Regions from separate parts of the Mus musculus genome. Here regions 2 and 3 are each linked to region 1. Evidence: chromatin loops called from intact Hi-C (ENCODE). Cell type or tissue: heart. All regions are shown on one strand.

Region 1 (8,000 bases):
GGGCTGTGGGAAGAAACATCTCACTCTGAAATTCCACTTCTGCCAGTAGTAAGAAGATAACGACAACAATAAGAACCATGAAGTGGGGGCTAGAGAGATGGCTCAGTGGTTAAGAGCCCTGACTGTTCTTCCAGAGGTTCTGCGTTCAACTCCCAGCAACCACATGGTGGCTCACAACCATCTGTAATGGAGTCCAATGTCCTCTTGTGGTGTGTGTCTGAAGACAGCCACAGTGTGTACTCATATAAATAAAATAAATTAATAAAAAATAAATAAAAAGAACCATGAAGTGTTCTGAGCGCTTACCACACAGTGGGCTCTTTCTGAACAGCATCTCAGTTTATCTTCATATGCACATCCTGGGTAGATCTGTTAGCAACTAGGATTACTCTTAAGAGAACAGACAAAAATGAAGTGTGATCGGGCTGATAAGCAGGACACTCATGATTACCTTTGTCAGGGTCAATGATTATCAGGGTACACCTCCAGGAACTGAAGACGTTCCTAGGCCATGGAACGTTTGTTGCCAAAGTTGGGACATTTTGGCCATCTCTATTGTCTTAGAAAAGCACCCTTTACCAAAGACTCAGTTAACCCAAGGGTATTTAAACAGTATCAAGTTCAGTTCACCAATTTCTCATGACTTCTGAGGATCAGCTCTTCTGGGTATAGATTTAAATGAAATGAAATTTTAATTTGTTAATTTAATTTATACAGCCATTATTCTCCCTATAATAGTCACTATGGATTGTTTATTTTTTAATGATCCATAATTCTTGACTGATGAATGATGAAACCAAGGACAATTCCAACTAGAAATTTTAGGGTTTTACTGAGAACCTTCCTATTGGCCTGATTCTTCTGTAAACATGTCATCACTTTGCTCATTAAGCAGCTACAGAGAACTGACATCATAGCTACAGAGAACTAAGTAGTGACAGCATGGACAGATGGTACAGAGAGCTGACACCATAGAAAGGTACAGTTAAACTCCGCTGGGACCAAAAAGGTGACAGGAAGATCTTGGCTTTGTAGTGAAGAAATACCCACCCAGTTGAAACCTTTTACTCTTTAATAGTTGATGGATAGTACAAAGTTCCCCACTTTGTGCTACATGCTCTACATGGTAGGGTCTACAAGATGTACCATCCAGCAGTTAATAGGACATTCTCCACAGTCCAGTGGAACGGTGGATCTTAGTCACACCCTGCACAGCTAACGATCTGATCTAGTAATGGTCTGAATTCAAAGGTGGGCTTCGAAGATCACTCGGACATTTGGATGGAAACCCTTGGCAAACCACCTGATGGTTCTAGGAACCTCAATGATAAGGTCAGAACTCCATAGCAAGGTTGGGGGACATTGCTCTTGGCTAGGAAGAGGAGAAATGGGGCAGCTTTGTTCTGTGTACAGAGTCTTCAGACTATGACGAGAGTGGTAGACCATCCAGAGGTGTTAGCAAAGGGATGCAGGGTGGAAACAGAGCAGGAAGACACAGGGTCCTGACACCACTGGATATCTCTACTAGGAAAGTGACTGGTGACATCATTTCCGGGGCAGTAAATGGGGATGTCACTGTGGTATGTAGAGGCTCCAGAGGCCTTTATTTTTTCCCATTGGCGTGAACTTCACTGCTTTTCATATACAGAAATGGAAGCTTGGAGAAGGGAGACTAGAAACTTTCCCTATGCCATAAAAAGAAGTCACGCACAGTCGGTTAACTCTTTCTAGATGCTTCTAAATATCACAAGCTCAAATTTCTAAGATGGAAACAATCCGTGTTAGAGTTGCCCCTGTGGAAAAATCTTGGCTATTTATTTCAATAGCCTACTATGTGGTAAAGCACACAACAGGAAGCAGGAGACAGAGGCTTCCTCCTGCCCATGACAGGTTGTCAATGCATCTTTGCTTTATCGGTATCATTTTAACATTGTTCATGGCTTTTTTGTAGCTTTAGAATCACGAGGCATGAAAGATGCTCTGAGGTGCTTTTCTACAGGGAGAGAAGGAGCAAGTCTCACTCTGGCTGAGTGGGCTGGTAATTCCCACTACTGTGAACCCAGTGTTTATTGCCGGGTTAACTCTTGAGGGTTCAGGAGCAGCAAGAAGTCTGGAGAGACTTCCCAAGGATGTGAGAGGGGCTCAGGGGTTTGTTTTATTTGTTTTCTTTTACAAAAGGAATATTTTATTAAAGTTTTGAGGATTTCATACAGTGTGGTTTGATCATATTCACCCTCAACAGCGTCTCAGGTCCCCCTCCACCAATAACCCACCTCACCTTTTTATCGCCTTTGAACATTTTAAAAATTTAATTAAAATCAGCCCTCCAACACCTTCCATGCCCCCCTCCTCAGATTCATAGCTTCTCTTCCTTTAATTATTATTACACAGATCCTAATATACATGTGCAACTTGCTGGGTCCATCCACTGTTGCTTGGATGGGTATGTGTTTAGGGCTGGCCCCTTGGTACTGGGTAACAGTTTAGGGGCTCATCCTTAGAGGAGACTTATCTCTCTTTGTCAGCAGCCATTAGTTGCTGAGATCAATAGGGATCTATTTTGGGGTGTGCTAATGCCAAGCGAGCCGTGCCAGGTACAGAGCTCTGGACGCATGGGTAAGCTTCCTTCACCTGGTATTTGGTATTTCGAACATCACGCCAGGTCCTGGTCTCCTGCAGCATTTTCTGATTAAAAAAAAATACATGAAAAAATCATCATCACGTGCTCAGCTTTTTATTACGGACAATTTCAAATCTATAAAAAAGCAAGAGAGTGTAAGAGCACCCACGTTCAGGAACAATATTTATCAGCTTCTCAGTCAGTTTCACTCTTATCTCCTCTCTTTGGTACATTTTAAAAAGCAAATCTCACGTATTTTACCTAATAATATTGGGAATGGCTCTGGTGTTAGCCTTTTAATTCTATCTCTGTCTGACAAATCATCCTATAATCTAAGTCTCTTTTTAAAAAGAATTTACTAAAACTTTATTATAAAGAGCTTGAACAGGTAAATAAGAAACACCTGCATCCTAAAAGAGGCCATGGAGCTAATTGTTTTTGTAGTGCTCAGTCGTAGAGTTCCCAATTTTTGGTGGTGGATAAGTGCATAAGAATATATACACAGTGAAGGTGTAAAAAATTATATACTTATATTTATATTTATAATTTATACACACACACACACACACACACACACACACACACACACACACACACACACACACACACACACACACACACACAAAATCCAGCCTGAAGGCCTACAGCTTCAGAATGGCTATTCTAACTGAACATTTTGCTGTGAGATGTTTTCTTTCTTTTTTCTTTGTGTGTGTGTGTGTGTGTGTGTGTGTGTGTGTGTGTGTGTGTGTGTGTGATGTTTTCATGTGAAAGTCCTTTATAATGGAATTTTAAATCTCTTTTTGTGGATGAGATTTATTAAAGTCTTACACAGAATGAAAAGTGTCTGTAGTGGGAAACGAATTCCCAGTTGGTTTTAGCTCTGAGTTTCAATAAATGTGTGCCTTTGTACCATACTCAAATGATCTTTCTCATCGCTTGAAAGTACAGATATGAACTCCAGGCAGGTGAATGAGTGCAGGAGTGATCTTCACAGAAGAGGAAGCAGCCTTCCTCAGCGCCTGCTGCAATCACGGTTTATTGTGGCTTGAAAACACAACCTATTTGATTGGCCAGAGCGTACATCACTGAGGAATAAATTTTATTAGCATCAGATATTGTTTAGGGAAACGGAGTTTCTGTTGATGCTCTGAGTTCTGAATGGCTGTAATAGGAGCCTTCTAAGGAGCTTGGTTATTACTGCCCTCATTAATAACCAGCCCTACCCAGGATTCTTTGGGGACTGTAATCAATCCAAACAGAAGTTGCTTTGTGAAGGAGGAAGTGATGCTCTTCTGGAAACTGCTGTACCCTCAAAACAGAAGAATAAAAGCCAAACAAGAAACAATTCCAGACAGCAGGAAAACATGCCATTTCCTTCTTCCTCCTGGAGACACCCTGCGGGCTATTTACCGACAAGAGCGCCCTCTGTTGTTTCCCAGATACTTTGCCTTTTCTCCATTGGATTTAGAAGGTGTGGTGTGCTGGCCAGGTGGCTTCTGTTGGACTGAAAACTAGGACGGTTAAGAAAGCCCTCCTAACAGTCCAGGTAGGGACAGAGATGCAGTGTGCTGTGGCTCAGAACCCCTTCTTTGTAACGTCACCAATAAGATGCTTTTCTGACAATGTTTTCCTAACAGGAACACCTGTTGAGGGAAGGGCTGTCAAAATGGAAGGGGATGTTGAAGCCATTAAAAGACCATGAACCTCACTCTTCCAGAGCCTTAGGGAACTCACCTACTAGCATGATACAAAGCTGTGGGCTCATTCCTTCTTGCCTGGAAGGGCAGTTTTGAATGCCCAGCAGGTCCACAAATGCCCCTTTCTCAGAACATAGAAGCTGCTGGCTTTCTCTCACAGAGAACCAGCAAGCTAACCTCTCACTGGTCTGGGTTCACAATCATATCAAAAGATATGGGTCTGTATACTTATTTATTTACAGTTGGCTTTATGTTTTTATTGCTGGTGCTGTGGGCGTTGTTTCATAAAGAATGGATGGCACATTCCTGAAAGCTCAGGATTAGCCCCAGCCCCCCCCCCCCCCGACAGGGTTTCACTATGAAGACCATGCTGCCTGAAGACTCAGAGATCCTCCTGCCTCTGCCTCCCTAGTGCTGAGATGAAAGATACACCCCCCCCCCCATTCCCCCATGCCTGGCCCCAGCCACCTTCCTAAGCTTTGGTTGGTCTTGAGGCTCCTGTGGGTAGATCTCACAGAAGGGACCCAGCTCCTCTGTTTGATCTCTGTTACTTCATCTCCTCGGAGTCAATCCCAGTGAGGCTATCTGGTCATTCTCGACAGCTGTCTCCTGAGAGACTTGCCATTAGCCTAAAATTTCTCAGCGTCCTTTGGCTTAACTTTTTATATGCTTTTAAATGTTTCATCTGGAGAATTGTAACTGTTTCCTTGGCCAAGTTAAGTCTGCCTTTTGACTGAGGAGCGTCTCCCCTTTAGATCTGATTTAAGCATGGCAGTAACCAAATTCACAATGTCTGGCTGATACACTCCTCCACTCACCCCCGAAGCTATGTGATATATCTACAGTGACCAGTTCTTTCGGTTGGCTGTAAACTGAACTGAACATAGTATTATTCTACATGTCAACAATATCAGAGCAAACTAATAGAGCAGATTGTAAATTGTTAGAGTCTATGTGCCCTTAGGCTAAGTGTTTATAAAGACTGAAGGCAGTTTAAACTAGCCCTGGTGGTTCATCTTGTAATCTTACCACTGAAATTAATTAGAGAATTAGTCTAATTAAGGTTTCCATACGAATTCTAAAGGGGTGTTTCCTGATACGTTTTAGTGCCCTGAGTGATTTTATTGTCTTTTTTGACAGACAACTTAAATTTAATTTCGAAGTCTTTTGACTGGGTCTTGAGATCTGAAAGCAGAGTGGAACACTTCTCAATCACCAAAGCAAGAAAACAAACAAACAAACAAACAAACAAAAAACCTAGAGTCACTGTGGGCATTTCTGCAGATTCAGTAGCTAAAGAGGCTCATTTTATTTTCTGGAGGTCAGACCTCTAAGTCTGAAATTGGAAATGGACAGTCATGGTGTCTGCTCTCCCTCTAGGCATTCTTGGGGAAAACACTTGTGTAGAGCCTCATTACCCTACTTCCCAAGCCCCAAGGCTTCCTTTAGCACGTTTTTAGCATACATAGATCACATGCTTCTGTGGTACTCCTTATACCATCCTCCATTCATCTTCCATCTTGCCAAATGCCGGCCCTACCCAACAGGAGCAAACACTCATGGTATGTATCTTTCTGAAGCTGGTAACTTAGTTTCACGTGACAATCTCCAGTTGTATCCTAATTATCTTGGAAACCATGACACGATTTCCTTCTTTAGAGCTGAATCCGACTCCATTCGTTTTTTTATATATCACATTTTCTTCCCCCTGCCCCCTTGCTTTGTCTCCCTACCCCACCACAGCCGCAGCCATACCCATACCCTCTTTCCCCTCTGCTTTTCCATTGTGGCATCACACAGCATGAGGCCCTTGTCAGCTGCTACTGCTGCTCAGTCCTAGGCTTCTAACTCCCCAAGTGTTTGCTAAACAAACTTCTCTTCTTTATAAACAGCCTTGTCTCAGGAATTATGTTATAGTCACAGGAAAATAGCCTGAAAAATGGGTTCCTGGATTAGAACATAGATCTTTTGAAAGAGTATTACCCAGCTCCACATGCAATTATTTTAGCTTATATCATTGTGTAATTCTCTTATAATACTTGAATCAGAACAGTAGGATCACTATACTATCTATAGGTTGTTCAGAACCCTGAACTAGGACAAACCTTTCTTTAGTTTGTAAGTGGCCTGTGCCCTATATCTCAGTACCGTGATGCCAAGCTGACTAATACAGCAGTTATAACCCTAACGAGCGCCCTCATTAGGACTCAGGTCCCAGAGGACAGACAGATATTGCCTCATCATCTTATGCTTGTGCTTCCACCTTGCTTTGGGCTCTTTATCTGAAAGTGATGTTAAAAACTGTCCCCAGAAGTGACAATTACTGCCCATGAGAATTTCCAGAATATGGCTAGTCAGGTTTCTGAAAAGCCTCTTCCACCTGCCCACCCACTCCCCACAGCACTGGAGAATGGCATTCCTCTGAGAGATCTACTCACTGTAAAGGCGCCAAGAGGATGGGTGTTGCCTTGAGCCATTTACTAAACATAAAGGCAGCTTTTTGCGTGCTGCCGATAGCTCTGATGAGATTGGATCTTTGGGGTAAGCTGAGAGATTCCCATATGAAATTGGACTGTAATAGATTCCTTGTCCAATGTAGGGTAGGTTGGAATAAAGGGGATCAGTCCTCCAGATAGTGGTTTGCCCATTTAGGTGAATGTTAGGGCTCCTTGACACTCAATATGTTGAGCACTTGTTGCTATTGTGAATCACATTTTAGGAGATGTTAAAATTGATTGCATGGGCTGGGCATGCACAAACCCACAATCACAGCACTCAGGAGGAAGAGATACCTGGTGAGTGACTTATGGGCTAGCCTGAGTTTTGTATTGAATCCTTGCCGAAAGTAAACAAAAAGCAAAATTAAAAATGCAACAGAAGCCCATGTCATATCTCTACTCTCCATCCACACACTGGCTGGTTCCATTAGGAGGGGACTTTAGTAACCTGTACACTGTGAATGGCACTGGCTGGACCGGAAACCCTCATATGATCCCCGTGGATGCTGTGTCTGGCCCTGAGTGATGCAGGCAAGGTTAGAGAGAAGTAGTACAGTGTGTGAGCCAGTTTGGACCACTCCTTTCATGTCTCCTGGCCTCAGTTTCCCTTTGTGTTAGCAGACAACACCTAAGGTTTGGGGAAATTAGTACAGAAATGCCAAAGCTAGTTGGTGATATAGCTCACAGGTGAATCATTTGCCCACCACGAGAAAGACCCTGGATTCAATCCCCAGAACCATAAAATAAAGACAAATAAGTAAATAACAGAAGCCACTTTTTTTTTTTTGAGCTATTAGCAAAGTCCCTGGCTTCCATCAACATCCGCTCACATTCTGATTCCCATGCACATCTGTAGCTGGTTTCACGTCCATTTCCTGATGGTGGTGATAATATCTGACTTATTGTAATTAACCTTGAATCAAGCCCATACGAAACACAGTCATGTAAGCCAATGAATGGGATGATAACGTCATTATCGCCAGGTTTTTTTTTTTTTTTTTTTAATAGAAGTGAGGAGCTAAGCCATATTCCTTTCCAAAATAAATCTACAGGAGAGCTATGAGAAAGGGTTCCCTGAACTCTCTTACATAGGGGAAAGGAAGCCTTCTTTGTGCGTAGCAATGCTGGGCCTTGCCTCCAAAGTAAACGAGGCCTCGGCTGTTCCCACTCATGTCTTTTCTG
Region 2 (8,000 bases), 150 kb before region 1:
TTGCCAGTCTGTATCAAAGAGATGGTGAGCCTGCCACTGCCCCCTGGTTGATCCGTGATGAAGTTCCTTCAGGGACTTTTCATTATCGGTTTTTTTTTTTTTTTAAATATGGGTGTGCTGTTCCCATGGGTCCCAGAGCACATCCTTGGGTAACATCCTTAGGAAGTCTATCCACTTCCTATGGAACAGGGTCTCTCACTAGCCTGGGGTTCACCAGTTAGGTTAGACTGGCTAGCCCACGAGCCTTAGGAATCCTCCTGTTTCTGCCTCTCCAATGGAGGGATCACAAGTTTACAAACGTACCCCACCATGCCTGGCGTTTTGTTTATTTTTATTTGTTTTTCTTTTTCTTTCATTTTTCTTTTACTCTTTCTTTCTCTTTTTCCCTTCCTTCCTTCCTTCCTTCCTTCCTTCCTTCCTTTCTTTCATTCTTTCTTTTTTTTGAGGCTGAGTCTCACTGTGTAGCCCTGGCTGTCCTGGAATTCACTGTATAGACCAGGCTGGCCTTGAACTCAGAGAGCTGCCTGCCTCTGCCTCCCGAGTGCTGGGATTAAAGGCATGCGCCACCACTGACCGGCTGTGCCTGGCATTTGTCTGTGGGTGGAGTCAAACTTAGGTCCTTGTGTTTGTAAGGCAAGTACTCTACAAATGAGCCACACACCCCCAGCACCATTCTGAGGATTTGTTGTTGTTTGTAGCTCAGAGGATCAGTTATATAACATCTCGCTGGACAAGAAGAAGCTACTGATAGGTTTCTTCTCCTTATAGGTTTGGTCATCCCTCGGTACTGATTACTAATGCACAGTCATAAAGAAGGCTCCAGTCATAAGAGCATTGTTGGAGACCATTGATATTTGCAGATATCCCATCCTATTTTGGTTTTAGACCTCTAAGGTGCCTATCTGAGTGACCTCAGTGTAACTAACAATCTGACTAAATGTATTACTCAGTGCCAGGGCTACTGTATGGGGAGCCGAACAAGACGCCACACAACAGCTACATGGCATGAAGAAGCCAAGGCCAGTGATGGGAAGTGACCACTGTTCCAGGACTTTGATTAGCTGAGGCCAGAGGATCCCCACCCTGCCAATGAAGAAAACCCTAAGAACTTAATATTCTTGGATACTGTCTTAGTTAGGTGTCACGAGTCACGTCCCTACTCCTCAGCTGCAGGTGTTCTTGGGGGTCTAGAATATTTGGAAAGTAGAAAGTTACTGGGGGTGGGACTCCAGCCATGTAGCTTTTGTGCTTCCTCATCCACGCTGGGGTGGGGATGTTCAGTGACTGGGCTGCTTTTGAGTCACCTGTGCTCCCATGAGTCACCCCTCACCTCTGCATCTATAGAACCTCAATGTTATGGTTTGTAAATGCTCTGCTCAGGGAGTGGCACTATTAGGAGGTATGGCCTTGTTGGAGGGGGTGTGTCACTGGGTGTGGGCTTTAAGACACTCATCGTAGCTGCCTGGAAGCCAGTATTCTGCTAGCAGCCATCAGATGAAGATGTAGAACTCTCAGCTCCTCCTGCACCATGCCTGCCTGGATGCTGCTATCTCCCCGCCTTGATGATAATGGACTGAACCTCTGAACCTGTAAGCCAGCCTGAGTTAAATGTTGTCCTTGTAAGAGTTGCCTTGGTCATGGTGTCTGTTCACAGCAGTAAAACCCTAAGACACACAATAAACTCAGAGTCACCAAGAAAGACTTGGGTAGGATAATTTCTTTACTCTGTTAGTACCTTGTTTAGGGTGAGTAGATATTTCTTCATTTCTTCCCAGGAAAAGTTATGTACCCCAGGTTATCCCCAACACATAATCCTCCTGTCTCAACCTTCTAATACTAGGATTACAGATGGGTGTCACTGCCATGGGTGTCACTTTTTGGGAAAATGATGGCTTTTTCTCAGTAGAAGAGCCCAGGGAACTGAATGTGACTCCATGGTTGAGACGGGTCTGTGGGAATCAGCTGGGAATCCAGAGCCACGCAGACAGAGTCTATGCTTACACACTCGCTATGAATAAAGGGCTCTGACTGCAAATGCTCACACTCATTGCCACCAGAACCAATACGCAATTACATCAGGAAAGACATAGTGAAGAAAAACTGCTTCCTCCCAAGACACTTTAAACCGGTCATTTCACCCCATCTTAGGGATGCAGTTTCTCACAGGAGAAGACCCAGGAGAAAGTTTCCAGGCAGATCAATACGATTCTGTGAAAACACAAGAGGTGGTCCAGGAACATCTGAGTGGCAACCACACATTCCGGCACACGCCCATCACTAAAGCACGAGGAACTTTTCCAAGGCCTGAAGATGCTGTGGGAATTATGACCATCATTGTAATCAGCCACATCTGTATTGTCCATATTTACCGTGAGAACTTTCCCTCCTAAGATACCATACGGAAGTGTTTGAGAGTCATACTCTAGTTAAATTCCATACTTGACTAGAACAATCATTCATAAAACAGTGGGAATTTGAGATGGTGACACCACAGTAGCCATCAGACCAAAATAGTTACTGTGGTGCTTAATCTACAGAAGTTTTATTTTATCAACAAAACATATAATTACCCAATGACACCTGAACACCACAAACATGTTTATACATCTGTGGTAGTTTGAATATGCTTGGCCCAAGGGACATATCACTGTTAGGAGGTGTGGCTTCACTGGGGGAAGGGCGCCACTTTGGAGGCGGGGCTTTGAGGTCTCATCTCTGGTCTGGCTAGTGTGATCCAGACTGTCTGCAGACTGCCTTCTGATTGAGATATAGAACTCTCGACTTCTCCAGCACTATGTCTGCCTGCACGCTGCCACATTTCCTACCAGGATAATAATGATGATAATGGACTGAACCTCAGAGACTGTATGTAAGCCAGCCCCAATTAAATGTTGTCCTTTATAAGAGTTGCCTTGGACATGGGATCCCTTCACAGCAACTGAAAACCTAATGTAGAGAGCATGTAAACAAGAAACAGTGAGGAGCCAGCTCATGCCAGCTGTGTGTAGCAGATAAGAATGAAGTACTATGAAATGATGGAGTGCTAGAGTGTGATTGGCTAGAGGGTGGCTGCCCCTTGTCACTAATACAGGCAGAGGCTCACAGCAGGCATGCAGAGACCTGGATGCTGTGGCACTGAAGACTGTCATGCTGTCTTGCTCTCCAACCGAAGGATTACTGCCACCTTAGCTGCATCAAGATAGAGAGAGGACCCAGAGGAAGGAGTTGACACTCAAGACACATCAAGTGAGCCTTGCCTTTGACCCTCTGTGCCACTTGCTTCTGAGTCAGGTATCCATGCCTGTGTTGAGGACTGATGCCTGTCATTGTAGTGAATAAGGCTTGAGATCAAATGGTATCTGGACTCTGTCTCTCCGTCAGCAATGAAATTCAGCAATGGCCAGAATTTCAGATAAGGGCCCTGTGATCGCCACCACTGCTGCTGGAGAATGGTGATGCCCTCAGCTCTATCAGGCTGACTATTGCTATAGCGCTTGGCTTATTTCATTTCCATTCGGTCAGTCACCAAGGCAACCTCTGATGCATGACTGCGTAGGCCATGGAGCAGCTACACCACACTGGGGAGACCTTGTCTCAGACAACAAAACCCGAACTCAAACTCTACAGCAACACCAGAAAAAGGCAAAGTGAAAAACTCAGACAGCAGTTTAGTAATCATAAATTAAACGGCAGGTCTCTTCTGCTCGCGGGACCCAGTAGAGGGCGTGCGGAGACCGTTCGACTTGTGTATGGTTCTTCGTCCGTAAATGGATCCCTTTCTGCCTCCACTGTCCTGTTTTGTGTGGAACAGGGTCCTTCAGCTTCAGCTTCAATGGAAACCCCCCCCCCCAGACCTCAAGGTCAGAGTTGCTGTGGTTCTCAAGAATATGCGCGGCTTCAGGGAGTAGCCTGCCTTCGTGAGGTTTGATTGCACCCACGAGCCTTGCCTCATGCTGAGTCACGTCAGGATGCTTTAAAGCCCAAGCTGCTACAGAAGTGAAGTCAGCCCACGGTGAGGTAGAAAGCCAGGGTACACAGCCTAGGGATTGGAAGGGCTGGGTTTCCATTTCCTGTTCTTTGGAAGTGCCTGAGGACAGAAGGCTCCACAGGTGAAGACTCAAGCCTGAAGCCGTACCTTCCATTCCCGGACCCGTGCAAAGGTGGAAGGAAAGGACCATTGCCGCAAAGTTGTCTTCTGGCCTCTACCATACCCCATAAACACAACATGCACACACCCAATAAAAAAAAAAAAAACTTTAAATATTCAAAAGCACATCAGGGCCTCGGAGATGAAAGGACAAAGAGAAGTTAAAACAAAACATTTAACTACAGGAGTTTTGTAAAATCATTAATTTTTTTCATTTGATTTTAAAAGTCAGGTAGTCATAAAATAAAGTAAGTCTATAAAATCTCTTTAATATTAAATGATTGAGGGCTGGTGAGATGGCTCAATGGGTAAGAGCACCCGACTGCTCTTCCGAAGGTCCAGAGTTCAAATCCCAGCAACCACATGGTGGCTCACAACCATCCGTAACAAGATCTGACTTCCTCTTCTGGTGTGTCTGAAGACAGCTACAGTGTACTTACATATAATAATAAATAAATCTTTAAAAAAATATTAAATGATTAAAAAAATCACAGGACCAAAAAATAAAATAAAATAAAAAAACAGAAAAAGGTGCTATCTGCCAAGCTAGCAATTCTTCTATAAATAATACAAATTAAACAACTTTATAAAATAAATAAATAATATATAGAAGAATGGGTTTTGTTACTTTATTGGTGTTTCCCACTAGTTTGTATTTTGCATAATCTTTATATGAGATGAAAACAAAAGTGCTCTAACATTTTCATTAAGTATTCAATTCAACATTAAGTACTCAATGTGAGAAAAGCCTCATAATTTTTATTCTGTATCGCTGTAGCAAGCAGACCTCCCACTAGGTGGCTTAGTGGGAATAACTTTTGGAGATGGGGGGCGGGGCTTGAGTGAGTCACTGGGGAACAGAACACACAGAGGGCCATGCTGAGCTGTGATGTGTGTTACCCTAAGCAGAAGGCTTGCCAGGGATGTCTCAGCCAAACAGAAGGGGTCCAGACGTTGCATCCTGCTTCTATTACATCACCTCAGGTTGGCTGTCCCCCAAGAGAACCAGTTCTGAGAGATAGTCAGCTCCTTTCAGCCAGGGCAACTTCTGAGGAGGCCTGTCACAGTCCTGGAAAGGGGCTAGCAGGGATTCTAGTTAGACTGCCCACTCACCCTAGTTGCCTTATGCAAATGATCAGTACAAGCACTGAGGGCTCCCTTAGCCTCTGCGTTTCCTCCTCCTTGAGAAAGGCTAAGAGGCTGTGACTGGAGTGCTCAGCAGAGGGGTGGGAGAGTGGGGGGAGAAGCACTCAGGTGCCTGTCTCCTGGCCCCATGTGGCCTGGACAGATTCAGCTTTGATTTCTATTTCCTATCTATCCCTGTCCTTGCTTTTAGTTGTTTTAAGAGCTCTGCTTTCTCAACAGACATCAAACGAAAGCCCTGCTATAGACATAGTGGTTTGGTTTGTAATAAGAAGTGGCCAAGACAGAAAGACTTGTCAAGTTTAACACTTAATACCAAGAAGAGGCAAGCATCTTTAAAACAACAACAGTAATAATTAAATCCCAAGCTGGCCAGAGACTTCCTGCGTAACTTACACTGGTTTTGAACTCTCAGGAATTCCCCTGCTTCAGTGTCCTAAGTGCAGGAATTGGAGATGTGAGCCACCATGCCTGGCCTCAAGTGTCTCATTTAAGCGGATACTTTTCACAGTTTTTCCCTGTTACTCATCACTGTGAAAGCTGCTTGCTTTGGTTGTTACTGTTGAAAAAAAAAGTTTGAAAGAGATTGGACCGAGGTGCCCAATCCGAAAGCATTTGCAGAGCTAGGTATAAACACAGTTAGCATTGCTTAAATAATAATTATCAAAAATGATATTAAATTACGCCCAGGTGCACATGTCCGTGTGTCAGAATAGACAGTGAATGCATTGCGATGCACACAGGTGTCTATCTGATGTAGGAATAATAGATATTTAGACAAACACACAGCATCACTTTTCATTTTTAACTCAGTGAGTCCTAGTAGGGGACATAGTTTTCTGATTCCAGCATCTCATGGCCATGCAGAGAACCCCGGCCCTGTCCGGGATGATTCAGTTGCTTCTGTTGTCTCCATGTCCTACTGGGACTCCGAAATGTACCCCGTCCTCCACTAACCTACAGCCTCACTGCCCATGAGGGCTGCCATTGAAACCCCATCACCGGCATCGCTGACCATCTCTCAGAGACTACACTCATTACACCAAGAGTGCATCCCAGAGGATGCTGGTAACGCAGGATCCTCTGTTTTCCCCCAATGGATCTGCATGCAGACAATTGCAGGGAGTACCCAGTGTGGAAAGGCTTATCTGTTGTATGTCAGGACATCGGGGCAGGCCCCAGGGTGGGGGTGGGGGTGGGGGGCACTCCACGAAGTGGAGTAATGAGTTATTTCCTCCAGAAGCTAAAAGGAAGGATTTCTTATGCGGCTTTACTGAAGTGGAGTGCACAGACACCCTACTGGCAGGATTTTGCATCTTGATTTCTACAGGCTTGGTTCTAGCGGTGACTTTTCTGCCCCACCCCCATATCAGCAGCTTGCTTTGGTTTGGTTTGATTGCAACATGGTTTCACTATGTGAGCCTGGCTGGCCTGGAACTTAGTATGCAGACCAGGGTGGCTTCAGATGCATAGAGATCCTCCTGCCTCTGCTTCTGAGTGCTGGGATTGAAGGAGAGCATCTGACACCAACAACTTTAAAAACTTTTTAAAAAATTTATCCTAGTGGTGTGTATGCGTGTTTGACTGCATGAGTTTATTCTCAGCACATGCATGCAGGAGCCTGTGAGAGTGGCAAGAGGATGCGGGATACTACAGGGCTGCGCACAGATCAGTTCACTGAAGAAATGACATCACCATAGTGATATCACAGTGATGTCACAGTGATGATGTTACAGTGATGCCACAGTAATGTCACAAAGATGCCATAGTGATGCCACAGTGATGCCACAGAGATGCCACAGTGATGTCACAGCAATGCCACAGTAATGTCACAGTGATGCCACAGCGATGTCACAGTGATGCCACAGTGATGATGTCACAGCAATGTCACAATGATACCACAGCCATGCCACAGTAATGTCACAGTGATAACACAGTGATGTCATACAGTTTTATAAACACAGGATCTCTATTCAAACTATCTTGTTAAAAATACTAACTTAAGGCATTGTGACAATGAAATGGGTTAGCCAAATAAGCAATTTTTTTTAGCTTGATGTAACCATGTGTATAGGCAACTTTTTAAAGTGTATTAACCATGTGTATAATCCTGATGGTTACATCAGGATTCTCTACAAGAACAGAACTGATAGAATGAGTATATATGTGTGTGTGTGTGTGTGTGTGTGTGTGTGTGTGTGTGTGTGTGTGTGTATATATATATATATATATATATATATATATATATATATATACATATATATATATATATGATTTATTAGAATGGCTTTCAGGATATGCTCCAGCAAGTCTAACAGTGATTGTCTAAGGAAAGTCCAAGAATCTAGTAGATGTTCAGTTCACAAGGCTGGATGTTGCAGCTGGTCTTCAGTATACACTGGAATCCTGAAGGAGTAGGCTTCAAAGCCAGTGAGGGAATGGACTTGCCAGTGAAAGCCAGAGAAAGTAAGTGGAAAGAGAGCAGGTTTCCTCCTTTCCATTTCCTTGCAAGGCATCTTAGATAATGTAAGCGCCTGTACAGTATCAGCAGCGAATGCTCCCCACATGTTATTGGAACCAACATCCAAAGATAATTCCATGCAGCTCTTCAAAGGAAAACTAGCAGATATAATGGGACTCAAACCTGTTGTTGACAGCTGTTTACCACTGGACTGATTTTATGTGACTCTCTTGAGGGTAAACCAAAGAG
Region 3 (8,000 bases), 130 kb before region 1:
AAATTCCTCTTTAAAGTAAACCTGATATTATTATTATTATTGATTATTATTTTGAGACTTGTTATATAGCCTTGGCTGGCCTGGAACTCACCAAACTCACAGCAATTCTGTTGTCTCCGCTTCCCAAACACCGAAATGTCAATCTTGTTCCAAAGCATGCTGAGTTTTCTGTTTGCACCTTGACATCTCCACTCTTGTGAGCAGCTCAGGCCCCCTCCCCTCTCTGCGGTCCCAGTCTTGCAGGCAAGCTACCCAGCTGGCAGAAATAACACAAATGACTTTGCAAAGTATGAAGGGACACCTGAGTGGCACTTCTTACAATCAGGCCTGAGATGACTCTTGGATAAAGCTTTGCAGGAGCAGTCCCCATGCCATAGATTTACAATACATGGAGTTACCTGAGTTCTGAAACCGGTGTAAGTACCCAAATAAATGAGCGAGCACAGTCAAAACGGAGCCTCAGCCTTACAGAGTGCTCTTTGTCCACTTATTTTACGGGAGTTACTTAGTTTTAATTTATGATCATGTTTCATAACCCCCTGGCAAATGGCCTGTTATATAGTTGGGGGAGTGATGAAGGCTTAGTAATGGGAGACCTCATTCTGCCCCAGGGGTTTGAAATCTGGACTCTGATAAGTGGTGGGGGGACTAGCAGCCTTTAGAAGCGACTTTCAGGGTCTATGAATTACTGATATGTATGTGATGTGGAGATCTGAGCGTGGTTTTCTTTTTCTTGCCATGACCTAGAGGCAGAAGTTACACTTCGCGAGGTTCACTGTCCTCAAGATCTTTACCCTGCAACCTGTGTCTTCATGTCCTGAAAAGTCACAGTCCTGCCACTGCCTAGAGAGTGTTTGAGCTGAACATAGTTCAGTATAATAGCAATGACCCCTTTGATTCTGAAATTGTGCCTTGGACTTCCCAGCTAATTTCCGTAAGGGGAGAAATTTACTTCTGAGTCCCAGAACTGGCCTTGCGATGGCAGAGAGTGAGAGGGAAAGGATGATGGAAACCGGTAAGAAAGGCAGGCATCTTCCTTCTTCTGGGCCCTCCCACACGACAGGGGAGAAAACCCAGCCTTTAAGCACAGGCAAGGGACATTGTCAAGCTCAATGGGATGGAAACTGATGAAGAAGGCTTGAACCCAGAGAGTCAAGGCCAGCCTGGGTTGTAGTCTGAGAATAAGGTCAACAAAACAACAGTAATAACAACAGCATCAACAACAACAAACACCAACCAAACAAAACCAAACAAAGGAGAGGAAGGAGGAATCCAAGAGAAGGGACAGAAGAGAATTATTTCCCTAGATTCTCTTCTTCCCAAGCTAGATCAGATTGGCCAGAGTTGGAACTCTTGTATCCTGACACGGAGTCATAGTCTTAAAACAACTCAGAGGAAGCTCTCTACAGACACCTAATAACTAACTTAGGAGGGTCTCACTTAATTCTGTATTTCACACAGACTGTGCAACACGAATGGCTGAGTAGTGCTCTGCCATTGAACCCCACCCCAGGCCTGGCAGTAGCTGCCTTAAAAGCTTGTTCCTCAGCTGGGCGGTGGTGGCGCACGCCTTTAATCCCAGCGGAGGCAAAGGCAGGCAGATTTCTGAGTTCGAGGCTAGCCTGGTCTACAAAGTGAGTTCCAGGACAGCCAGGGCTACACAGAGAAACCCTGCCTCAAAGAACAAAAAACAAACAGACAAAAACCAACAAACAAAAACCAAAAGCTTGTTCCTCTGGAGTTGTTCTCAGTCTGCCACTCAGTTGTGAGATCATAGTCAGGCAATCCTGGAGCGGGGGGGGGGGGGGGGGGGGTGGGTGGGTGGGTGGGTGGGGGGTGGGGGGGGTGGGGGGTGTGTCAGTTTCCATATATAATACATAGGGGTGATAGTTGCTATGTGGGTGAAAGTGAAATTACTGATCTAAGCCAATTAAGTAATTTAACCCAATGAGTGTGGCAGAGGCTGAACAACGCATTTCCTAAAAGTTGAAGTGAACGCAGTTATTTTTGACTAGAGAATTTCAGGATGCTCATTTGGCATCAGAGGTTCAGGATCGCTGTTGTAGGCTGTTAGCCAGGACAAAGGAATTTTGGGTTTGCTGCTGACTTAAGAGAGCAAAGTAACATGCTGTCAGCATCACTGTGGCTGGGTCTGTAGCACAATGGGAGAACAAGAGTTTAGCATGTGCAAGATGACCCTGGAGTCATCTCCAGCACATGCATAGATGACTGGTAGGTAGTTAGATATACCAACAGATAGATAGGCAGAGTCATAGACAGTTATTTTGTACTCCAAAGACTTACCACATTTATTTCCTTCTAAAAAATTAAGGGTATCACTTTCTTGACCCAGATATAGGCAGGGATAGCATATGGAGAAAATGTGGGCCTTGATGTCCTGAGAAAGATGTCTTAGCATGACTCCACTTTTTATTTGCCCTAAGCCTTACAAATATCTTGCCTCCTCTCTAGCAGAATCTGTCCTTCTGGGGCCCCAAGTTCATTACTATTCACTTGCTACTATGGCTAGGGACACCTAAAAATAAAAGGACAAATTTTCCTTTTCATCAAAGTGGGCTGTGACTTACCAGTAGCCAGAAAAGGCATTAGCATCCCTAACCCAAGAACACATTAGATCTGAAAACCAACTCTCAAATGTAGTAGCCACCTGGCACTGCCCCAGCTCACCGGAAGATGTTACGGGGAGGTATCATGGTGTGTGTATGTGTGTGTGTGTGTGTTCGTTCTCGAGTGCACGCAGTGAGTACATGCACACTTCTCTGTCCCCAGCCCACATCCATCAACTGTATATAGTTGCTTTCCTGGAATTCTCAAGTTCAGGATCATATTCCCCTCAGCCACCCCATGGGATTTCCTAGTTGTCTCCTCTCTGCTCTCACTGCTAGCTAAACAAAGAGAAACCCAACCACAAAGACCAGCCAGGCTATGCACAGCAGCCTTTGGACTTTCCCTAAATGGCCAATTTAACCTCAATAACAGCCCCATCCATCTATCAGCACCACCTTCTAGGTCACTTTCTGAGAGGGGACCTTAGGAGGCACCACGCAGTTCATACAGAATTTCCTTACAAAGTCAGGAGTGATTTCAGCATTGAAATAAAGATGGGCAAAACTTTGCCCAAATCCCCCCCCTTAAAAAATGGCATGCCCAGCAGTACAGAAACCCCTTTGAGGAACCTGTATACTTGGGAAAGAAAGAAAGAATGATTGAGCAAATGAAGGGACCAGATATAACGCAAGCCAGCTAAAACGTACTTTTTACAGCTGCCCACCTTGGCTCTGCCTTTGGAAGGCCAGAGTTAGTTTCTATATGATAAAGATAATATTTCACATTGAACATAGGGCATTTTAGATACTAAAACTTATTCTGTAATATATGTGTCTATAAATGTGTGTGTGTGTGTGTGTAAGTATATGGCAGCTGGGAAACTGTAGTGTACGTCTGTAATCCCAACCTCCTGAGGCAGGAGGATCAGGAGTTCAAGGTCGCTACCTGGCTACTAACCAACTTCAAACAACAGTGGGAGGGGTGGAATAAAGAAAGTAGGGAGGCTTGCTTAGGAGAGAACTCCTTTGTCTTGTATAGATACTATGTAATTACCAACTCCTCCTGAAAGGGAAACCACAAAGAAAGACAGTGTGCAGACTTTTTAAAAGGAAGATTCTCAGCAGGAGGGTGATGGCAAGCAAAAGGCTGGGCACTTCTTGAGCTGTGTGGATTTCTGGGTTCTGAGCTCACCTGCTGTGTGATTTGGGCAGTGCAAAGAGAGGCAGACAGAGAGGTCTGTGCAATTCTTAGGAGGAATTTTCTATAGTGAGGGGGCAAGGAGAGGGAGAGAGGAGACCATGATTTCTGTGAGTTTAACAGTGAGGGGGCTGGACGGGAATGGACAGCAGCTACAGGTCCTCTAACATTAGGCAGGGGACCTAGGGCTTCAGTCACGGGGCTAGATCTTCCCAGCTCAGTTCGTGCCTCGGCCTCCCTGGGAAAAATGAACCCAATCGCGCATGCTTACTTCGCGAAGCAGCCAGCAGGAGATAGGCACCTGAATGCTGGCCAAGTTACCTGGCCACCGCGAGGGAGGAAGAGGCAAATCGCCGGCCTCTGGGAGGCACTGTTGTCTCGTGCTTTCCCTCCAGCAGCGGTGGCTTGGAGGGGTGGCAAGGTTTCACCCTAGTTGGACTGTCTTGACCACCTCAGGCACACTAACGCTCGACCCAAACCTGATTCCCTTAAAGGAGAAGATGGATGTAAGTCTCTGAGCATCAATGTCCGCCACTTGGGGAGCGTTCGATCTAGGGGGGTTGGGGAGGTGTCCTCTGCGTGGCCTATTCCATCAGGATTTGAAGTGTAAATTTTAACGATGGCGTTGAGGCGGGGTCGAGGGTACCTGGTCGGCTGGGATCTCTTGGGCTAGTGGAGCGGGCCAGGCCCGGTGTCAGTGCACATTTATTGATGGCAGGTATTTGGGGAGTAATTGAGCGCGGCGGCGAGCCGGGGGCGAGAATGGGCCTCCACGAGCAATTAAATGTGATTAGGCTGAGACCTTCGGGATCCAGCTGGGTGATTGATAACCCGACTGCATTCCTGCCCGGCTCGCGACTTCAAACGGGCGGCTGGCTGAGGGAGGGACGGGAGGGGCCTCGCGCTCGGACTCTGTCCTTCTGCCCGGAGTCGTGGCCCCTTCCCGCGCCCCGGTCGGTCCGAGGCTAGCTAGCCAGGTGCAGACCGAGAGAGAGCGCAGTGCCGAGCCACCCTGCGCTGAACCGCTCCGGAGTGCGGGGCACCCGCCAGCTCTGAGCTGCCCGGACAGAAGAAAAAGTGGAAGCCAGAAGAGGGGAAGAGAGGGTGGGGTTGGGACTAATTTAGAAAACGGGGGTGTGGGAGATTGAGAGAAGGAGGAGGGAAGAAAAGAGTGGGAGGGAGAAGTTACCGGGATGAGCGCATCAAAATCAAATCGGAGGCAGGAAAGAAAATTAACGAGACATAGAGTGGGCTGGGCAAGAAAAATTAAGGAGCGGAAGATTATAAAAAAGGAACGACAGAAAGAGAGGGTAAAGAATTGGGGGAGGAACAAAAGATGTGAAAGGGAAGTAAGACAAAAGAATGAGGAAGGAGAAAGACGCCAAGGGTCACATTGGTGGCAGAGCCACAGGCCTGGGTCTCAGCCTGTCCTTCATTCCACCCCTTTGCCATAGTCCCTGCCTCAGCCTAGCAAATTCTATGCCCAATGCCAAGCACTCTCTAGGGTCTGGGACTCCCGGCATTTGCTTGCCCAGACCAAGGCATCAGGCCAGCTCTGCACCCTCACAGACTGGATGAGGGGTAACCCCACCCTAAGCCCGGAACGGACCACCCCCCACCCCGAGCCCCCAAGCCTGGCCCCAAAAGTCATAAATCACAAGCAGAGGTGTCCAGGGTTCTCTTGCTGTTGCTGGGATCTCAGCGTCTGGGGTGCCCGGGAACAGTTTCTGTCTGTGTTAACTTCACAGACAGGACAAAACAGCATGATTCAAGAAATCAGAGACTGTCGTCGGCAGGAGCTGAACTTTGAAACACACCCCCTCCACCCTCATATGCTTCAATATTAAAAAAAAAAAAAAACAAAACTCTAGGAGCTTCAGACACTGTATTAATTAGTGCAACCAGCCATGAAAAGTTGGGTTTGGAGCGGCATTCTTTGCCCTGTGTGAAAAACCAAGTCTAATAAACAATTGTTAAGTTGGCCTGTTGCCGCTGGTAAATTACATAGCATTAAAAAAATAATGCTTTTCATATTAAGCACTAATTAAAGGTTGGGACAGCTTTAAAATAAGAGAGGGAGGGGGAAATCAAAGAAAATATAAAACTGTTCTTTCAAGAGTTATGGGAGGTTAATAAAGTATGTCTGTTAGACTGAGTCTGCTTTGCCCCTAGCTACAGCCTAGCTGGAGCCACCACAATTGGGTCTCAATAAGATAATGATATTCCTTTCTCTGCTATTAAAAGCCTCCCAGTGCAAACTTAAAATGATTTATTTAATTTAGGAAATTATGAGGTGTAACTTCAAAGCTTGAGCCGTTAGTAATGGAAAATACCAGGTTGTTTAAAATTATAATAATAATTGTTTGGAGGACTCAGGACATCAAAGTGTTTTCATCAACAAACGCTGCGAGGGTTGGAAGAGGTTGGAAAGTCAGAGGTGTACGGAGTTTGGATTTGGCTATTAGGACCTTATCGGGCCAGCGTTCATTGGGGAGTCTGAAAGCGAGTCCTTTGCTCCGCTTTGAAGCGGGGCTATTTCAGAAAGTCATTTTACTGTGGCTCATTTTGTTCTGGGAGGGTGAAGGGGAGAGAGTGTGGGGTGAGGGGCAGCTATAGGGGCCTGGTTTGGGGGGGGGCGGGTGGATAGAAGGCTTTTCCTCCTTGCTGTGACTATTTCATTAAAGCGGCCTGTAGCATCAGCAATCTCAGATTTTTTTTGTTGTTCTTACATGAAAGGGGAAGCGGGCACAATCGACTTCACCAACCAGGCCCTGTGATTTTGGGGAGGGTGTGTGTGTGTGTGACGTGGGTTCCTTTATAAATGAGGTTTATGCTTATTTCCAGCCCGGCAGTGGAAAAGGAATGGGGGGTGGGGCAATGGCCTCTCCAACCCGTGGCAAATGAGGGGCTTTCATAGCAAAGAATGGCCGTGGGAGTTTTCATTCGGTCAGACAAGGTTGCGCTCAAAGGCAGGCATCCTCTTTTCAGTCGGGTCAGGCAGACGTTTCGCCGGCTCCCGCTCTCAGCCAGGCCTCGGCGGCCTACCTCCTACAGCCCCTGCCCCCGCATCACCAAGGCACGACCGAGAGGGGGGAGGGGCGGGCTGGGCCCCCAGGGCCAATGGAATGGAGATGTCCTGGGGAAGCCCCTAAGCAATGAGGGACCAGAGCTGGTGCATAATTCTAAAGCCGGCCCTCCAGACCCCTACCTACTTTCTGAGCTCCCCTGCTCTGCCTCCCCTTTCGTTGTTCACCACCTTCTGGGCTCACCCTTCAACTGCATTCCCAACGCATCGCCACAGTCAACAAGTTCTGTGACTTCTAGTGAGCTATCTCTCTGGGCGTCAGTTTCCCCTGTGACAAGCATAACCTCTCTCAAGGGATGCGGTAAGGAATAATAATAGTTCAAGAAAAATGCCTCCGTCCTCCCTAAACACAGGCTCCTCGGCTCCACAAATGCAAACTCCTGCTCCTTCACCCCTAATTTTTTTTTAAAGCGAAGTTTCCTACCTGCAAAGATGTTTGTTTGTTTGTTTGCCCTGTAGAAAGCATTAAAGTATGGACGGGCAGGTGTATTTGTATGCCAGGCTACTGGCAGTCGATACAGAGATCGTAAGACTCCGCAGGAGCATGGTGCGTGAGTTTTCCAATCTGCCATGTGGGTCCTGGGCAAGCGAAGGTCTCCTAGCCTTCACAGGTTGCCAGTCTGATCTCTGAAACACCCTGTTTGCAGGACCAGGCCTGAGAGAGGAGAGACCCATCCTAGGCAGGAAGGTCTTAAGCAGCCCAGACCACAGCGCACAGTTTTGTCCCGCCGACCTCAGCCTGGAAAGCCCAGTCACTCGGTAGCGCAGATCTTTTGAGCCAGATCAAATCCTTTCCCGGCTTTCCTTTCTGAGTATTGGATCTGGGATCACGTGCGTGATGTCCGGCAAGCCCGATTCCAGTTTACCGGAGTAGCCAAACTGGGCTCTTGGAATCCTACTCCGGACTTAGTCTAGCTACTACCTAGATAGGCAAGCTGTGCCTTAACCCAAAGGCCAGCGTCTCCAGGTCCCCACCCCAGCTATCACCGCCCGAGGTGACCGGTCCATGGCGCCGGGAAGGAAGCTCGGTGGACGGGGTAATTAGGGACCCCCCTACCCTCCTTGGCGGCTGATGATGAAACCAGGAAGGTCTTTGGCCTTTGGGAAACGCATCTCTTAAATGAGTGTGGCAGATTCCGGCCTGGAATTT

What was found. Peaks named below come from ENCODE experiments on the same cell type or tissue, not always from the same donor. Only the 100,000 strongest peaks of a DNase experiment are listed, where the experiment ranks them.
Region 2: a loop joins it to region 1, with 5 times the contacts of the local background. A loop is called at or near these places in 3 of 42 quality-filtered maps.
Region 3: a loop joins it to region 1, with 17 times the contacts of the local background. A loop is called at or near these places in 16 of 42 quality-filtered maps.

What each region holds. Positions count from the first base shown.
Region 1 is chr13:53,588,912-53,596,911 of GRCm38, forward strand. No RefSeq gene overlaps it. Among named protein-coding and RNA genes, the nearest start is that of 9530014B07Rik, 46 kb to the right of the region's middle. In heart, a CTCF peak has its summit at 4,049 (motif pointing left); no DNase peak of the experiment used is centred here.
Region 2 is chr13:53,438,798-53,446,797 of GRCm38, forward strand. All of the region lies in intron 6 of Gm2762 (predicted gene 2762), which reads left to right. Among named protein-coding and RNA genes, the nearest start is that of Gm33763, 19 kb to the right of the region's middle. In heart, CTCF peaks have their summits at 3,722 (motif pointing right) and 4,930; no DNase peak of the experiment used is centred here; H3K4me3 peaks cover 546 bases; H3K27ac peaks cover 326 bases.
Region 3 is chr13:53,457,911-53,465,910 of GRCm38, forward strand. Gm33763 (a long non-coding RNA gene) reads left to right here and starts at 3,445. Exons shown (of 4, transcript XR_873406.2): 1 at 3,445-4,271. In heart, a CTCF peak has its summit at 4,120; no DNase peak of the experiment used is centred here; H3K4me3 peaks cover 3,354 bases; H3K27ac peaks cover 3,214 bases; H3K27me3 peaks cover 5,788 bases.